Regions from separate parts of the Mus musculus genome. Here region 1 is linked to region 2. A link is a contact called in ENCODE Hi-C or POLR2A ChIA-PET data. All regions are on one chromosome and are shown on one strand. The core of a region is the stretch at or near the end of the contact, and the rest is flanking DNA. Distances in the headings are between cores, read along the strand shown.

The links. A loop is a pair of places that touch in the nucleus more often than their neighbours do. ChIA-PET counts read pairs that join two places held with the same protein, here RNA polymerase II (POLR2A).
Region 1: a loop to region 2 is called in a map of heart, with 2.9 times the contacts of the local background. The contact joins the enhancer-like site here to the promoter of Cnst in region 2. A Hi-C loop is called at or near these places in 12 of 37 maps with a recorded cell type or tissue (T-helper 17 cell, gastrocnemius, heart and 2 more). POLR2A ChIA-PET finds 5 or more read pairs at or near these places in 3 of 5 experiments (Patski and embryonic stem cell).

What each region holds. Positions count from the first base shown.
Region 1 is chr1:179,586,825-179,593,448 of GRCm38, reverse strand. It overlaps Cnst (consortin, connexin sorting protein), which reads right to left. Exons shown (of 11, transcript NM_146105.3): 3 at 583-764. Among named protein-coding and RNA genes, the nearest start is that of Cnst, 44 kb to the right of the region's middle. Within about 2 kb of position 5,020, at least 2 of the 3 ENCODE cell types and tissues checked have a DNase peak (open chromatin) inside an H3K27ac peak, as active enhancers do; they include gastrocnemius and heart, where a contact is called at or near this core.
Region 2 is chr1:179,541,879-179,547,992 of GRCm38, reverse strand. Cnst (consortin, connexin sorting protein) reads right to left here and starts at 1,464. Exons shown (of 11, transcript NM_146105.3): 1 at 1,377-1,464. Tfb2m (transcription factor B2, mitochondrial) reads left to right here and starts at 1,717. Exons shown (of 8, transcript NM_008249.5): 1 at 1,717-2,171; 2 at 3,007-3,095; 3 at 5,536-5,686. The coding sequence starts at 1,862.

The DNA.
Region 1 (6,624 bases), core at 3,771-6,270, 42 kb before region 2:
TGTCCGAGGCCTGCAGAGGCCAGAAGAGGGAGCTGGGATTCCCTGGAGTTGGAGTTCCAGACAGTTATGAGCTGCCCTGTGGATGCTCGGAATTGATCAACGGTCTTGTGGGGGAGCAGGAAGTGCTTGAAGGGCTCCAGCACCTACTCTTCCTGACCAATCCAGCTTAGGAGCTGCCTTCTTTTCTCTGTGGCTGACTGGGCAAAGATAACTGCTTGTCTTGTGCAGCTGACCCTTAGACATGGCCACTCTGACAGTACAAAGTCCCACGCTCGGATGTGCATACTCACTGCTGCCCTCTCATGGGGGCATTAGGAAGTCTTTGCTCCTTCAGCGGCTAGTAGGCCTCTTGGCACTCACTTGGAGCTTACTAAACTCTTGTCATATTGATTTCTTGTACTTAACTGAATCACTGAATAAAGGCGTTGGCTACTTGACCAAATTACAAATCATGTAAGGCCACGATGTCTACCACCCAGACTATGCCAAATCTTCTACCAGCCACGCACTTAGGGTCAACAGTGAGTGGGATGAGTCGACCGTGAAGAACCGGATTTAGGGTGGGTGTGATGGATGTCATACCTGGTGGAGGAAGAGGGGAAGTGCCCTGGAGTCCATCTGTGCCACCTCGCCTCGGATCAGCGAGAAGAGTGGCTGCAGCGCTGGCGCTTTGGGGGGGTCATTCGCGTTCACTCCCGCAGCCTCCTCCTCGCCAGCAGCCTGCGACGTTGCATTCTGCGTCTGCATTACAGGTACGGCATCACCTATAGAAAGTGAAAGAAGCGACCACATTAGGCTAGACCCTGTCATGGAGGAATGCTTTTAAACTAGCATCTGCATTCATGATATAACTTTCAAGTAGAAGTAACCCAGAAACCGCAAGGCCTCCTTCAGTGGTTGATGCTTTGCCATTGCTAGGAACACTGATGCAACCATTTCTGCAGAACTCTTACTGAGGACTGGTAAGAAGGGTTCACTTCACAAGCCTGAAAACCCAGCTTAATACCCAGAAGTCCTGTTTTAAAAAAAAAAAAAAGAAGCTGGGCACGGTAGCACACTCTTAATCCCACTGCCGGAGGGACAGAGACAGGTGGATTCCTGCTGCTTGCTGGCCAGCCAGCCTAGCCCTTGGTGAGGTCCAGCCTGGGAAGACACTATGTCTGAGGAAATACAAAAGTGGTCCCTGCTTGGGGACTGACATCCACTGTTGTCCTATGGCTTCAATATGAAGACACAGACACACACAGACACACACAGAGGCACACACAAACAGAGGTGCACTCATGGCATATCATAAAAAGATAAAGAAATATATGCAACTTACTGCCTGATCAAAAACTTGATTCTTCCAAAAGAAAGGTACACAATACTCTGGGGTTCTGGCTTGCCTCCAGTGAGAGATCCCTGAACAGGAAGGTAATCGTGTCACCCTGTGAGACAGCTAAACAAACTGAACCTCCTCAGTGTTAGAGCTACTTGTAGGTCCCAGGAGACTGTGAGGACTCAGGTAGCAACGCTAACCTCAGTGAGGTGATTTCCCTGGAGAGAAAGCACTGCAAACTTCTAAGCTGTCACCGCGGAGTGCTGAGTCCCACCACCGCCCGTGAGATGCACCCACGCTTTCCACTTTAACCGTTAGCAACGCTAACCCCGTTCACCAGAACCTCAGGACTGATTCCAATGCTCATGTTCACATCACGTGAGCTGCCCATCTGTCACTAGCATCGTTCAGCTGGTCTGTCTCAGAAAGGGTCTTTCCTAGTAAGGGAAAACAAGCAGCCCTTTCCTTCCTTTGACAATGTGCCCCAAACCCTGCCTTTCTCTGTCTACCACATAAACCCAATGCTCTAGTGGACTAGTACACTCTTTATATCCCTAGGGAAATACTCCATACATCTCCTACCTATTTATGTTCTACCCTAACACACACACACACACAGAGAGAGAGAGAGAGAGAGAGAGAGAGAGAGAGAGAGAGAGATAACTGCAGAGATGTATCACCCACACCTATATCGTATGTCTTGGGATAACATTCTCTACTGAGACAGAGTCCATAAGTCAAAGAGCTTTGAACAGGGAGGAGCCAGGGCCCAGTTATAGCATTATCTTTCAGAGTGACCTTAGAGTAGAAAGTTACTCACCATAAATGGAGATGAGTTCTCAAATCGTCCCTAGATCTGATAAACTAACAGTCAAATCCTCACAGAGATTTTGATGATTAAGTAATACACAAAGTGCTGGCCTGGTGGTACACACACATTTGTAAACCCAGCAGTTGGCAAGCGGAAGCAGCAAGATCTGAGGTTCTATGCCATCTTTAACTACACGTTGAATTTGAAGCCAGAGTGGGCTACAAGATAATCTGTCACAAACAACAACAGCACTGGAGAGCTACATATGGGAAAACCTCTAAGGCTTGCTGGCTACCTACGACAGGCAACCACTGAGCTCTGGGTTCAGGGAGAAACTGTCCTCATTAGGGTTGCTAGTGCTATGATAAAACACCATGATCAAAAGCAACTTGGGGAGGAAAGGGTTTATTTGGCTTACACTTCCACAGCACTGTTCATCATGGAAGGAAGTCAGGACAGGAACTAAACAGGGCAGGAACCTGGAAGCAGGAGTTGATGGAGGGCTATGGAGGGGTGCTGCTGACTGGGTTGCTCCTCGTGTCTTGCTCAGCCTGCTTTCTTATAGTACCCAGGATCACCAGCTCAGGGATGGCACCACCCACAATAGGCTGGGCCCTCTCACTTCAATCACTCATTTCGAGAACACCCCACAGTCTTGCCTACAGCCCCATCTTACGGAGGCATTTTGTCAATTAGGGTTTCCACCTCTCTGATGACTCTAGCTTGGGACAAGTTGGCATAAAACAAGTCAGGACTGAAATTCAGTCTCAATCAATCAAATGTAAAATAATTAGGTGGACAAGCAATTGATGACACCTGACACAGAGGTCTGACCTCCACAAATACACAAAATTAACAACATTGTTTTAAAAGAAAGGAATATGAGGCAGTGGGAGTTGCTTAATGGTATGAGGCCTGGGATCATATTCCTTGCACAGCAAAAAAAGAAAAAGAGGAGGAAGAAGAGGGAAGAAAAAAAGAGGAAGAAGAAGAGGAGGAAGGGAAAGGAGGAAGAAGAAAGAGGAGGAAGAGAAAGAAGAGGAGAGAACTTTTCTTGCCCAAGAACCAGAGAATGGACAATCCAGAAGCCAGGCCTGCTTCCAACACTTATCTCCTGTACTTTTGCCAAGTTACTTAAACTCGGATTTCTAGCTTTGTTTTGGCTTCTCTGGGCATCTACCTTCTAAGATCGCTAGCCGTATATAAAGCAGTGGAGACGGGAAAAACCAAGGTGTGCTCCTGACCCTCACTGCCAGGTGAGGGAGATCATTGAGATAAACCTGCACTCCCCCCTTTTAAGAAAAACTTTCAAAGGCAAACACTAATAAAGCTTACTTACAGCCCTATGTTGCAGTGAGTAAGAACTAAGCCGGACACAGTGGCACTCTCCTGTGCCTCAGCGCTTTAAAACAGAGGCAGGAGAATCGGTTCCAGGCCATCCTTTGTAGGAACTTTAAAGCCATCTTGGACTAAGTAAAAAGACCCCCGCCCCCCAAAAAAAGCAAAATATAAGAGTAGAAAATAGCTTGACACGGTGGATCACACCTTTAATCCCAGCATTAGAGAGGCAGAGGAAGGCAAATCTGAATTCCAGGTCAGCCTAGTTTGCAGACTGAGTTCTGGGACAGCCAGGGCTACACAGAGAAACCCAAAACGAAAAACAAAAAGCAAAAAACAAAAATTAAAACAAAAGAACAAATGAAAACATTTAAAAAGAAGCATGTATGATAGTTACAGAGTTTGTTCAACATTCACCAACACTGTTAGTGTGAGCACCAACGGTTACAGACTTAGTTCAATGTTCACCAACACTGTTAGTGTGAGCACCAACGGTTACAGACTTGGTTCAATGTTCACCAACACTGTTAGTGTGAGCACCAGCGGGCTCGTGTCCCCAATACAGTAACATGCATTGCCTTCCAGGTTGGCTTCTTTTTCTTAGTCAGACACTCAAGTTTCCTTCACATCTTCCCATGGCTTCATATCTCGTTTCTTCTCAGCACAGAATGGGCTTCTTTTAGTAGGGGAACGATTAAGAAGAGAAACACAGGTATGACCATAGACTTACAGGCTAACATGATGTGAACCTGCACCTTTCTATTGTAGTAAATGACTTTATGATAGCTACTTGAACATTCAAAGTATAATATGGAAGCCTGGTGGTTGTCTGTGTGTATTTCAAGGTAATTTTGATATTGTTACATTTGGCAACAATGCCCTATAAGTCTTATAATTGTTTCTCACTTTAAGAAGGTTAATTATATGTCATGAGTTATCACTAAAATTCTTTGTGGTACATAAGAAGTTCTCTTGTAAAAACACATTTATAGTTAAGCAAGAAAATCAAAACATGAACTGTTGAATGCAATTTCCCCTTAACTATAACACCTCATTCAATATAGAGAAAGCTCTGTGCTACTGTACACGAATCCAGATGGTTAAAGAGAAACAAGAAACTCTAGTTACCTTCCTTTGCAAAACCACGTGAGTTACAATTAAAGTACCCTCCAAACAAGGTGGGGATGCTATTTATACATTTTGCAGATGACAGGCAAATTCAGAAGCCCTAATTTAACTTAACACCTGTCAACTTCATTAAGCTCTAAAAAAGAGAACACTGTTCAACATTTGTCTGTTAAGGTTTTATTTAGCTTTTATACTTGATTTTAGCAAAAGACTGAGAAACATTTTTATTTGATTTAAAAATTTGTAACAGCTTTGGGGCAAAGATCAGGTAGTTTATCTTGACTGAGATACATTTATCCAGTTCTGTGCCTCTGGCACAAGACTGATCCAGTCAGCTGAGAGCCTGAGGGTTGTCAGGAAGCACTTTAGAGCCCAGGGATAGCTTCTAACAGCTTTTGTCTCGAAATGCCAGGACTGCACCCTGGCATGCATGCCCCTCTAGTATCTGCCATCTGCCAGCTCAGCTGAGACGCGACTGCTGGCTTCCAGGCAGAGGAATAGTGTGACTGGATCATTTAAAAGCGGAAACCATGAATGTGAGACATTATCCCAGACAAATGAGACCCAAAGGGTCTAGAAGCCAGCAATGACCAGGTAAGCACAGTTGTGATGGAGCCCTAGTTAGGTTTTCAAAGCAAAACGGCAGGAGAGGCAGCCCCACTCTCCCATGTCCCTTTATCTGACTTGTCTCTGTTACCTGAAGGACAGACACAGGTGTTTGTCTCTGTGTCATCTAAGTAGAAGCCCCTCCAGAGCAGGAAGTGGCAGACTCTGCTGTAAATTATTGTCAGGTGAGCAGAAAGTCAACTGACAACTAGTTGGGTCACAAAATGATATCTGAAGCCAGAGAGGGAAAGCCAGGAACAATGTCACCTTCAAGAAAAGAAAGCAGGGCATTCGAGAATGCCCATGTGATTGACAAACTACAAAGCCAGTCCCGGTTGTTAGGAAGGATAAATGCTTAGAGAAAGCCCTGAGCTTTCACATCCATGATCTGAGAGGCTCTGCAGTGAGCAGGAACCACAAACAGCCTGTTAGAGAGTCCAGAGCCAAGCTCGAAAGCCCAGAAAAGGAACCCAAGTTAACCCAGTGAAGAAGTGCCACCCCTCTGCTTCCCAGAGTCACTGCCACCATAGGGTTCACCATGTCCAGCATCCAATAACAAAAGTCTCAAAGTGACAAAGAAACAGTTTAGAATGGCCTGAATAAGGAAAGAAATCGAAGAATGGAAAACGTTTCTGAGGAAGACTAAAACAGCAGTCCTACTAATGAAAGTAGGTTACCAGTCTCAAAAATGCTCAGAGACCAAAGGAAGGGAAGAACAAAAAAAAAACCAACAGGAAACACGAAAGCAAAGCAGAGGGAGACTAGGAGAGAGACGGACTGAAAAGGGAAATTACCGTTTAATGCACATGGACATTCTGTTTGGTGTGGCTTGAGTTTTGGAAATAGACACCAGCGAGGACTATGCATGATATGAATCTAATTACTGCCACTGAATGAACACAACCATTTTGGGCAATGAGTGGCTAAGGGCAAATTGATGTTTTACAGTAATAAAAATAGTAAAAGAGAAAGTACTTCAGCTCTGTGATTTTGCTACGATTCTCTGAGCCACTGCATAGCTTTTCTTCAAACTGCTGCACCCCAGAATGCTGTGTCCATCTCAGCCATATTCCTGTGGGTGACCAGGTGTGAACATACCTTGAGGTCTACACAGTCCCCACCCTAGACTTTCTCCCATGCATCTTCATTCTAATTTCTAATATTGTCACTGTCTAAACACACAGAAAATTCTCTGCACCAGGACCAGTATTATGGGGTAAGATAAATCTGAGACGAGACAAAGTCCTTCCGGCCTGACCTGGGGTCAAAGGGATGTATTATGTAATTATGGCATAATTATCACTTGCTCTGTGTGGCTAGGTCTCCTCCCATGCCCTTAGGCAACAGCCTCTGCCTTCAGAGGGGGCAGGGCTGAAGCAGGGCTGTGGTGCCCAGGTTAAGCTGGGGTCATGCTATGCTA
Region 2 (6,114 bases), core at 215-2,714:
ATATTTTTTAAAAATCATTCTGAGGGAGGGACTGGGAGGAGAGGAGGCAGGGGAGGCAAGGATCGTGAGGTAAAGTTAATTAATTATTTAATTAATAAAAATTATAAAAATCATTCTGCCATATTCAATTGTTAAAATATAGCTCTGGGGAGGGGTGCAAGTCTAGAATCCTTCTGAGTTTATCAAAATGCCAATGGGGGGGGGTCACCTTTGCTTTTTTTCTTTTCCTGAGACATGGTTTCACTATATCCTAAACTAGCCCTGAACTCTATGCATCCCAGGCTGGCCTCCAACTGGTGGGTAATCAGCCTCCTGAATGCCAGGAGCACAGACTTTTACCACCATGCCTGGGAAGAATAATTTCAATAAAGAAAGGATGTTAAAAAACAAAACAAAAACTTAACAAAATCAAGATCAGTGAACAACAGTTAATAGCTTCTGCAGTGTACTAACTTACCATGCAAAAAAGGCCATCTTCAGGTGTCAATTCTTTCCGCCCTAGAGTTTCATTAGCTAAGGGCAATCTTGAGGCTACTTGGCAGGTGACACATTCCTGAGAAACTCTTTCCTTGTGCATTTATATGCCAAGCTCAATTATGCTGCCAGCAGAGTAAGCAGAAAGGATTGTACATATTTTAAACTAAGAAGTTGATTGGCCGCAGCTTCCAGCCTTGATGGAAGGGATAATGGGCAAAGCTTTGAGTACGATCCCCAAACACCGAAATCACTCTCAAAGAAAAGGATCTTCTAACACTGCCAAAATTCCCATTAGAGTATCCTATTTTTAGTCTTTGCAATCGGCCTTTTAAATTGCATTCTACGGTACAATGTGCTTAACTAAGTTTACACAGAGAATAAGGAAGCTTCCTAAGGCTTTAATCCTTTTAAACATGGGAAGGAATTTTAAGCTTTCAAATATTAAAATTTTTCAGCCTGAAATTTCAGTCTTGCAAACATGCATATTAAAAAGAAAAGGTAAATCTTGGCCCACAGGGAGGGAAAGAAGGGAGGCACTCGGCGGTTCCTGACAACCAAAGAGGTAGCTGTGGAGGGGAAAGAAGGTATATGGGGGCAAATAAAAGCTACCCGCAGGGAAGCTGGCACAGGCGACGGGCCACCGAACAGAGACACCGACGCGGAGTAGAAGCTGCCGGGTCCCCGGGGAGGGGAGCGCGCGCGGAGAAATTGGCGCGACGCGCGACAACCGCGTACCCGCAGAAAAGCGGGGAAAACAGGAGATCCGAGAGGGGGCGGATGCGAGAGGGACCCGCTGCAACTCCGGGGAGGACAGCGCCCGGGGAGGAGCCAGCGACTCCCCACAGCTCGGCGGTCGCCGCCAGCCGGCTGATCCCCTGCAGCCGGGCTGCTGGTCTTACCTGGGCATCCGAGGCAATGCAAGGGCTACCGCCGGGCGCCGGGTCTGTTTCCAGCCCCGCGCGCTGACATGGCGGCCGACGAGCTGTCACACCGCCGGCTCGGGTCTCCCGCGGCACTGGAGGATCGGACACCTCTAGCCTTCCCGCCCCGCCTCCCTCTGCGCAACCCTCCCGGCTGGCGGCCGGACCGAGGAGCATAGAGTGCGAGACCGCGGCTAGAGAGGAAGTGCGGAGGGCGGGCGACCATAGAGTTCCAGCACGGACACACCCGGAGAGTCCACGCACAGGAGCCTGGGGGCGGAGCCTAGGCGGAAGCGGAAGCGAGTGAGCAAAGGACTGAGGCTAGGTCGTTCGCATGCGCCATTCGTAATGTTTACTTCCGCCCGGCCTAGTGTGGTGGTGAAATGTGTGCACGTGTGATGGGGTGCTCTGCGTTCTTCGCAGAGGCTACCTTAACTGGTGTTTGAGGTGGACTTTAGAGGAGGATGAGGGGACCGGCGATGCGGCTTCCCCCGCGGATCGCGCTGTCAGCGTTGGCCCGCGGCCCATCTTGCATTCTAGGGTCCGGAGCGGCGACGCGGAAGGACTGGCAAACGAGGAACCGCCGCGGCTTCTCTGACTTCAATATAGAGCCGTTGCCTGATTCTGATTTGGAGGAGTCGTCCCCGTGGACATCCAGGAATCGATCGGAGCCTACGCGTCACATAGCATGTAAGAAAGCGGCCAGGAACCTGGTACGGGACCTGCTGGAGCACCAAAACCCATCCCGTCAAATTATACTAGAGTGCAATCCAGGTGAGTTGAACAGAAGCTTTGCCCTTAGCGTTTACGTGCCCAATATCCTAAATTAGTGTTTGTTTATTGTGTATGCGCGCGTGTTTAGGTCAGAAGACGACTTAGCGAGAGTCAGTTCTCGCCCTACACTTGTGATCTCAATGATTGAAACGAAGTGTTCAGGCTTTACGCCAACCGCCATTGCCCTCTGAGCGTTCTCATTGACCCTGAATTGTATTTTTTTCTTTCTTAAGCATCACTTCTTACTGACAGTCATTTCGTTTAGACTTGACAGTAATTTTTATGGCTAAACATTCAAATAGTCCGTGAGTAAGAGGTAGTCGCAATCTTACATACTATCTTATATACTTGTTTTTCTTCTAGGAAATAGTGACATTTGTTAGGACAGTAAGTGTTGCTGTCACTGACAGACAGAAGGCTGTACAGCTTACCTGTTGAGATGTTGTGGGTTCAAGGTAACTGCCTAATCATAGTTTTCTATATGCAAAAAGAATGTTATCTGGAAACATTGTGTCGTTGAAGCTTGTGTAAAGTCGACTTTGAAAGTGACTGTGGCCGGATGCAATGGCACACACCTTTAATCCCAGCAAGAGGCAGACTGATCTGTGAGTTGGAGGCCATCGAGGTCTACAGAGTGAATTCCAGGACAGCCAGAGCTACACAGTGAGATCCTGTCTTAAAAATAGAGGAAGAGAAAGACACACACACACACACACAGAGAGAGAGAGAGAGAGAGAGACAGACAGACAGACAGACAGACAGATAGAAATGGAGAGACAGAATCAGACAGTATGTTGTTTATTTTGCAAATAAAGTTTTTCTGTTAATATACCAGGTCCTGGAATCCTGACTGGGGCATTACTTAAAGCTGGTGCCAGAGTGGTTGCCTTTGAAAGTGAAAAGACTTTTATTCCACATTTGGAGGTATATTTTTATGTTCCTAAAGTAATATATCTATAAAGACTAGGACCTGTTGAGTGTTCCATGCTTGTTGAGTTTCTGAAAGCTTGGGAGTTCTGAAATCTCTTTTCTAGTTCCTACTGGGGCCCCGAAAATGATAACCTCAAAGCATGACTCATTAATAATAAGTGAGTATTTTGGAATAAAGGACAGTTGGAAGCCCTCAGGTGTAGCTTCAGGAAGAAAGTGTTTCTGCCCTCCTGTTCTTCAAATCAAGCCCTAGAGAGCAGAACTCCTATTCTCAGGATAGACACAGAAGCTAGGACCACCTCACTGCAAAAGAAATGATAGGCCTGAGAATTACTGTAAGCTTTCTGTGTGAGAACTGCCTTTGGCCTACCTTGATTCATAGAGGATCGGGAGTTCTTTTGTCAGAAGCGTTCACCCTCTGCCCAAGAGGAACGAATGACAAACGTAGAGAGCCTAAGAATCTGAACGGAGCGGCCCTGGGTCTGCTTCCACCTTTGGTTGGTTCAGGTCACACCCCTTTTATTCCAGCTCATCCCCACAGAGCTGCCCATTCTCCATTGACTCTCAGCGTGAAGTTGGACACTTTCTCTAGATCTACATAGGAACACTTGTTACATAGGCTCCCATTAATTTGTGGTTACACTTTTCAGTTGTTAATCTACCTTTTGTTAAATGAGTGTAGTTTATTCCCTTAAGATCAGGAGGAACTATGTCCCATCTTACCTTCCTATACAGTCTAGCTGAATGATATATAATTGGTCACTAAGCTCATGTCCCCATCTTCAGTACTGTGCTGTGGCTCTGCCCTGTGTGAACTTAACTTTCAAGAGTAAGTGCTAAGGTTAGGTTAATGGTGGTACACTGTTCTCTCTGAGTTTACTTAGGACTTCAAGTGAAACCAAAAAGGGTTGAGATGGATAAGCACAGTTGCAGAATGCTGCTGTTGTTGTTTTTTTTCCCAAATGATTGTTTCAGTGTTTCTGAGTCTTTAACTGACAGTTAACCATTAGAGAAGAAATTAATTCAGGAAACATCTATATCAGGTTCCTGAAAGCAAGAAGAAAGAATGGCCTGAATTTAAAGGTGCTGCGAGACAACGAAAATCTTGTGGAAATAGCTACAATATCTAAAGATCAAACTGTTTAAAAATGAAACTTTGGAAGGTTGAGTTGTTTTTGGCCGTTAGTGGGGTTATGCTCATGGTAGAACAGCTAGTTGGCCTAGCACAAACAAGGCCCATGGTTAAACCTGGGTGGTGAGAGAGAGCCTGGCAGGTGAAGTGCCATGCACCTTTCATTCCTCAAGTCTGGTGCAGAGGGAGGAGAGTGAGAGCCATTGGTTTCAAGGCTAACCTGGTCTATATTTGGAATTTTAGACCAGACAGGACTACATGGTGAAACACAAAATAAACTGTTTTGTAATTGACAACATTGAAGAAAAAGAAGAAGGAAAAAAGCTAGTAGACTAAGATTGGCAGAGCTCCTTCTGCTTCTGCCTCCCAAGTACCTGCAATCCTGGCATGCGGGAGACAGAAGCAGAATCCATCACCTAAGAGTTGGAGGGTAGCCTCATCTACATAGTAAGTTCCAGGCCAACCAGTGCTACATAGTGAGACCCTACCTTAACATTCCCCACACCGTCCAAAAGAGAGCCACCTTTACAAACAGCTAAAGCATCATCAACAACAATAAAAAATTTAAAAAAGAAAAGAACAAGAAATTTTGTTGGTGATTTTTTTTTTCTGGTTTTTTGAGACAAGGTTTCTCTGTGTGCCCTGGCTGCCCTGGAACTTGCTCTGTTAGACCAGGCCAGCCTCATCCACCTGCTCCTGTCTGCTGAGTGCTGAGATTAAAGGTGTGCACCATCATGCCTGGCTTGGTTTGGTTCTTAATGTGCTGATGGTTGGATCACAGAGCCTTGTACAGCTACACGAGTCCTGAACTACTGAGCTCCCCGGCCACTGCAAGGTTACCTGTGTTTCAGACATCTTTTCTTAAGAAAACTGTTGTATTTGATCATTTCTCATGCAATAGTTGGTTTTTATTTCCTTTGTTAGATTTGAGGTTTACTGGGACTGTTTACATCTTCATGCAAGATTTTTGAATTGTTTGATTTGATTTGAGTTGCTGGAGAGCCTCCTTGTTTGTTTGGCCAGTGTTCTACCATTAAGCTTTATAATGCAGTCCAGCTCTTGGATTTTGTGGACCAGATCTCACTATATCATAGAGATAGACTGGCCTTAGTGTTATTGTGTAACTCGGGACCTTCTTGAATTTATAATTCTACTGCCTCAGTTTCATGAGTGATAAGATTTCAGGCCTGCCCCACCAGCTGTTGTTATTTTTATTATTGTTTCTTATTTTTTGAGGTAGATCTTAAGTTGTCCCATGGTGCACATGATGATACATTTCTAATCTCACCACTGTCTCTTTAGCCCTTACAGAGGAACATGGATGGAGAGCTACAGGTGGTTCACTGTGACTTCTTTAAAATGGATCCTAGATATCAGGAAGTAGTAAGACCAGATGTGAGTTCACAGGCAATATTTCAGAACCTGGGAATAAAAGCAGTTCCTTGGTCAGCAGGTAATTTTCATCATTCACTAAAGCTGATGTTTTATTTATTTATTTATTTATTTTTACCAATATATTTATTTGTTTATTGGATGTATATGTAATATATAAAGATTCAGATCATTCATAAGCAACCACTCTTTCGTTATACATGCCTTTCCTGAGGCATAGATCGTCCCAGCATGGGAAAATGGCCGTTCCTCCCTCTCTCCCTCCTTCCTTCTTTCTCTCCCTCTTGACCCATTTTCCCCCTTCCACTGTACACTCAATAAAATAAATAAATGAAAAAAATCATGCCTTCCCTTTTCCTGCATATAAATAACCATTTTAGTTCTATAAAAGACTAATTATGTACTAAGGAGAGAAGCTTAGTTATTGAATTTTAATTATATATATTCATTGTACATGGGATTGTCTTACATAAGGACATTTTCATATAA